2 separate regions of the Mus musculus genome follow, and region 2 is linked to region 1. A link is a contact called in ENCODE Hi-C data. All regions are on one chromosome and are shown on one strand. Each heading gives the region's core, a stretch centred on a gene start or an enhancer-like site at or near the end of the contact. The rest is flanking DNA. Distances are from core to core; before and after follow the strand shown. Region 1 holds the start of Lcn8 (lipocalin 8). Region 2 holds the start of Lcn9 (lipocalin 9).

The links. Hi-C counts contacts between places; a loop is a spot of excess contacts on that map.
Region 2: a map of regulatory T cell shows a loop between it and region 1 (2.4-fold over the local background). The contact joins the promoter of Lcn9 here to the promoter of Lcn8 in region 1. A Hi-C loop is called at or near these places in 3 of 37 maps with a recorded cell type or tissue (regulatory T cell and v-Abl transformed pro-B cells).

What each region holds. Positions count from the first base shown.
Region 1 is chr2:25,651,868-25,654,567 of GRCm38, forward strand. It overlaps Lcn8 (lipocalin 8), which reads left to right and starts at 1,251. Exons shown (of 7, transcript NM_033145.1): 1 at 1,251-1,365; 2 at 2,294-2,424. The coding sequence starts at 1,273.
Region 2 is chr2:25,821,793-25,824,492 of GRCm38, forward strand. Lcn9 (lipocalin 9) reads left to right here and starts at 1,361. Exons shown (of 7, transcript NM_029959.2): 1 at 1,361-1,463; 2 at 1,768-1,904; 3 at 2,188-2,261; 4 at 2,641-2,700. The coding sequence starts at 1,368.

The DNA of each region.
Region 1 (2,700 bases), core at 1-2,500:
GTGCTTCATGGTCCCTGTTTATCCTGTTTCTTTCCTTTTTATTTGGAGGAAATAGACAATTGTGAGAAAAACTAATATTTTTAGTTTTTTTATTTTCCTAGCGAATGGGAGACTTTGTTTTAGTATCAATCACAAATAAAGTTGATTTTAAAGATAAAAGTTGTCTGCCTTAAAAAAATTCTCTGTGGTCTGAGAGGTGTTTGTTTGTTTCTGAGAGGTGTGAAAAACCTTGTCGTTGGGGCTGGGAAGATAGCTCAGCTGGTAAAGTACTTTCTTCAGAACCCATATAAAAGCCAGGCATGGTGGTGTGTATTTGAAATCACATGGTGAGTGCTGGACAGACAGAGATAGTGGGATCTCTGGGGCTCACTGGCTAGGCAGCCTAGACTACTCAGCACGCTTCAGGTTAGTAAGAAACTCTGTCTCAAAAAATAAGTAACCAGCCAATTGACCAACCAATCAATAAACTAACTAACTAGCTAGCTAGCTAGCTAGCTAACTAACTAACTAACTAACTAACTAACTAATGAAGCAAAACAAATGAAAACACAAAGTGACTTGTACTAAAGGAACAACACCTGAGGTTGAACTCTGGCTTCCACATCCATGTGACTATTTGTATGCTTTCCCCAACCAAGAACAAAGACATGAACACTATATACACAGAGACACACAGACACACAAATACCACAAACATACACACCACACACAAACACCACATACAAACATACATACCACACACAAATACCACAAACATATATAACACACACATACACAGATACCACATACAAACATATATAACACACCACACAGATAGAGATACTATATAAAAAAATATACACACACAGAATGGAGGGAATGCAGAATGCTGCAAGGTATAAGGTATAAGGTTCCTGGTTGGAGACTCAGGCCTCCTTGTTCAGTTCAATATTTTGTTATTGTTTTAAGCTTATTGTTACAAATGGAGAAACTGAGATAAATAGCTTGTCCAGTTCATAGCTCAGAGCGTGGGGCTGGACTTGGTTGGTGCAGTCTTACTGCATAGTTCATCACTGTCCACATGCTAGGATGGAGGCAGCTTAACTGTCATCTTAGCTTGGTCCTACACCTCTCTGGATGGGGGTTGATAGCATTTGAGCAGAAGCTGAGTCTCTGAGCAGCTGACAGCCAGCTTTGTCCAATGACATTCTCTAAGTGGTTGCACATGCTTGCACACTCTCCAAATATAAGCTCCCACCTTGCATAAACAGAAGCCACAAGCCAGGCCCTGAGATGGAAGCTAGGCTGCTGAGCAATGTCTGCGGATTCTTCCTGGTGTTCCTGCTACAAGCTGAGTCTACCAGGGTGGAGCTTGTACCAGAGAAGGTGCCTCTTTCTTCTTGGCTTCGAAGCCCTACTGGGGCTTAATGGAAAGTTGGACAGGGAGGGAGCAGAGTGTACAACCATTGAAGTCTCTCTTCCCTTCCATCTAACTCCTGTTGGTTGCAGCCTAGCTGTCAGGGGCCAGACCTACTCTTGGGGCCTCCATCCCTAAGACAGCAGGCAGTGTGAGTCCCTAGTAGACCTCTGAGGTCTGTGGATCTCTCCCCTCTCTGAGTTCTCTCATGTTCCACCTGTCTTGAGGCGGAGTTGCTGTCCACAAGCTGGTCACTTCAAGGGTCCTTGGTGATTTACAAATTTGGGGTCCCTTCCTGCTTCCTGGTTCATAGGGTTCCTAAGACCCTATCCCTGTGCACTGTGGAGCCAGAAGAGGACTTCTCCAGGGCAGGCAGCTTGTTGCTTGAATTCTTCCTTCTATGCCCCAATCCCCCATTCTTCCTGAGACTTCCAGACTCACACTGTAACGTCAGAGGGGTCAGGTTTTGGGGGATACAGATTATTGTCTCTTGTAACAGTAATGAGTTTCTAAAAGTTTCAGGTGATGTCCTGTGCTCTGAGAACATTGCCACTGCAGGAGATCATGATCCTGGGGAGGCTGAGATTAGTAGAACCATGCTTCATTCAGTATGAAAGCTGTAAGCCTGGATGCTTGCTCCCCACACCCTTGCTGGAAAGGTCTCCTGGCAAACCAGGAGTGAACATTGTGTCAGTGTCTTCTGGAAGGGACATTTCCCCTGGGAAGGAAAACTCGGCCGAGAATAAGTGGCTTCCAGTCTCACGACTATGGATTGCCCCTCAAGCCCATCCAACTGCTGCCCGAGCGTCCCTGAAACACCCTCTCCAGCCCAGGGGCTGGAGACCCAGTTCAGCTTGGCTGAGCAAAGCCAGGGATATCTCTAGTTCTGTTCTCTAGATTGCAGGATTCTGGAAGGAAGTGGCTGTTGCTTCTGACCAAAAACTGGTGCTGAAGGCTCAAAGGAGGGTAGAGGGCTTGTTCCTCACCTTCAGTGGGGGGAATGTCACTGTGAAAGCCGTGTACAACAGGTAAGAGACTTGGGTCACTAGGGATGTGGCCTGCTGGGAAGGAAGAGCCATATATGTAGTTGAAATTAGACAAGGCTATACCTCTTATAATGGTGGGATCATCAGTATGTGGGCTAGCCTTTTCCATGTCTATCTGCTTGGGTCTTCCAACTCCAGAGAAAGCTAGATCTTAGGCTCTTAGATCTGCCTTTCTACCAAAATGTAAGCAAAGACTTTAGATAAAGCCCTATTGCTTTATAAGGGAGAGTGGGTAGTAGTAGTTGCCTGACTCTCTGA
Region 2 (2,700 bases), core at 111-2,610, 170 kb after region 1:
GGGGTACTTCGGGCTGTTTTGTTCCAGTCGTAGCAGAGTTGTTATGTAAGTAAAGGTTTGTGTTTGAACCAATCACAGCCTTGCTTCTTTTCCATAACCCACAGAAGTCCATCTGCTAGACCACCAAGCATGTGGACTCACCAGGAATACCCCAAGGCTTGTGGCAGGAAAAAGTCCAGCACAAACAGTCCTGGGTTAGACCAAAGCTTAGGGGCTAAAGCCAGAAAGGGCTCAACAGCCTGTGTGTAGTAGTATAAGTGGTTGAACTGAGAGCTCTTTTGCTCAAAGCAGTTGGGGAAGCAGTGGAGAGTTCAACAGCACTGGAATTATACTGCCCTGTCCTAACATCTTTATAGGAAAATGATCCTCAGAAAGGATGCTTAGATGTCCAACAACCTACCATTGATATTAACTTGTGTGGTTTTAACAATGCTTGATACCTGCCTGGTACCTGGGGGCCATTGGGTTCCTATCCTTCATCTCTGAACCACATTAGTCGGGCAGATCAATGACAGAACTACCCACGTAGGGAAGTGGCAGCCAGTGGGTGTCTGCCCTCTGGATTGACGAGGTGCTGAGCTCTTCCGGCCCTGGCTGCCAAGCTTAGCCTTATTCATTCAGAGGAATAGTCTTTCTTTCAATGCCACCAACACACCGGTGCCTGGAGGCAGTGGGAGCCAGAGACCTGTGACCCACCTGGTAGGGCTGTGCAGACATTTCCAGAACACATTTCACCACCACCTCCCACAGCCAGTCTCCAGCCGGAATGAGAACATGTCTGACCCTGTGTCTGTGTTCCTGAACCACTGTACCCTCAAACTCCAGAACATTATTCTCTCAGGACCCCTCAGCTCAGGGGTTGATGCTATGAGTACCCTCTCACTCAGGGTCTCTCCTGGAGTTTTGTAGCCACACTCTGATTTCAGTGAGATCCTCCAAGCATGGTGGCTGACTCTGCTGTCAGCTTGAGCTGCAAGCCATACTGCTGGTTTGTGAGTAGCCAAAGGCCTCAAACAGAAACACTGAGGCCAGCTGTCAGGACTCAAACACTGGGGCTCTCTGAGTTTTAACTTCTGAGCTTAGACACACAGAACAAGGACTCAGAGTCTCCCACATGATCTCAGCAGGCTGGCCTGGGTCCAGGGACCTGATAGCCAAACCCTGTTGGTCCCAACTTCCCCTGTCACTTTCTGACCCAGCTACATATCCATTCAAGTGGGTTCTGTGGCCAGCTCTAGAATGTGACCAGTTAAATGGGGACCTTTGGCTGCCTTCCAACAGGGCACAGGATGTGTGTGGACAGGCTGGCAACCGCAGAACAGAAAGGGGCATAAGGGAGATGCTAGCCAAGGTGTCCACCAGAGAGAATGGTACTACTACTAGTCCTGGGCCTGGTGCTGAGCCTGGCCACTGCGCAGTTCAACCTGCATACTGCTGTGCGGAGAGACTACAACCTGGCCAGGGTGGGCCGAGCCTTCTAAGGCTAGGCCAGGCTTCATGAAAAGCACCTGTCTCACTTTATTGGGGAGGGGGCTGACCTGGAAAAGGAGTGTCTAGGCCATGAGAGTCCCTCACATTCCTAGCCATGATGGCAACCAGAGGGTGCAGAAGGAGCTTTGGGAGAAATGGAGCAGAGGGAGGGCAGAAAAGGCAGAAGGAGGTCCCAGCTTAGAGCTAATGTTTAGAGACTCACCCAGGATTGAGACTGTGAGGGCCAAGCAGTCCCAGAGGTGGTACAGGACTCCACCACTCAGCCTTTCCTTCCAGATTTCCGGGACCTGGTACCTCGATTCCATAGCCTCAGATAACATGACTCGCATTGAAGAAAATGGAGACCTGAGGCTCTTCATCCGGAACATCAAGCTCTTAAATAACGGCAGCCTGCAGTTTGACTTCCATTTCATGTGTGTATTGCCCCCTACGCTGAAACTAGGGGAGAATATGTTCCCATGCCCCACAGGAACTTCATACACTCACACATCTGCACACTTGGGCCAGTGTGTGGACTTCACCAGCTCTTCCCTGCAGATCAGCATGATGGGATCAGGGGGTTCCTGGCCTGTTGCTGTGTTCTGTGCTCCTCTGAGTGAGTTAAGCTGAAAGGCCCCTACTGGAGTGGTCACAGAAGCCAAGGTAGGGGGATGGGCCTGGTGCTTGCTCTGATCTTCTCCCCTCACTGTCCTCCAGGTTGCAAGGAGAATGTGTAGCTGTGACCATGGTCTGTGAAAAGACTAAGAATAATGGGGAGTTCTCTGTTGCCTGTGAGTGGGGCCCTGTTCTTTCTAATCTGATTGCCAGGAGTCTTTTCTGCTGAGGCCGTGCCCACCAGTCTAGGTACAACTTAAGGGTCCACAGCCTAGCCCTCTCTCTGGACAGTACTAGCTTGGAACTATCACACAGCCAGAGTACTGTGCTGAGGTTTGTGGAGGCAGCACACAAACGCACAGATGGGGCTATAATACCCTGCTATCTACACTTCCATACCACAGTCTCCTGAGCTAGCACTGGGCATTCAAACTCTCACATCCTTCCAATGCTTGCTTTAACAGAAGCTACATAAGTCACATGGCATTCATTGCAGAAGTGAGGGGGTATACCAGTGCCCAGGCAGAGGGTATGCTAAGCTATATCTCTGTGCAGATGAGGGGAAAAACAAGGTGCTGCTCTTGGAGACCGACTACAGCATGTATATCATCTTCT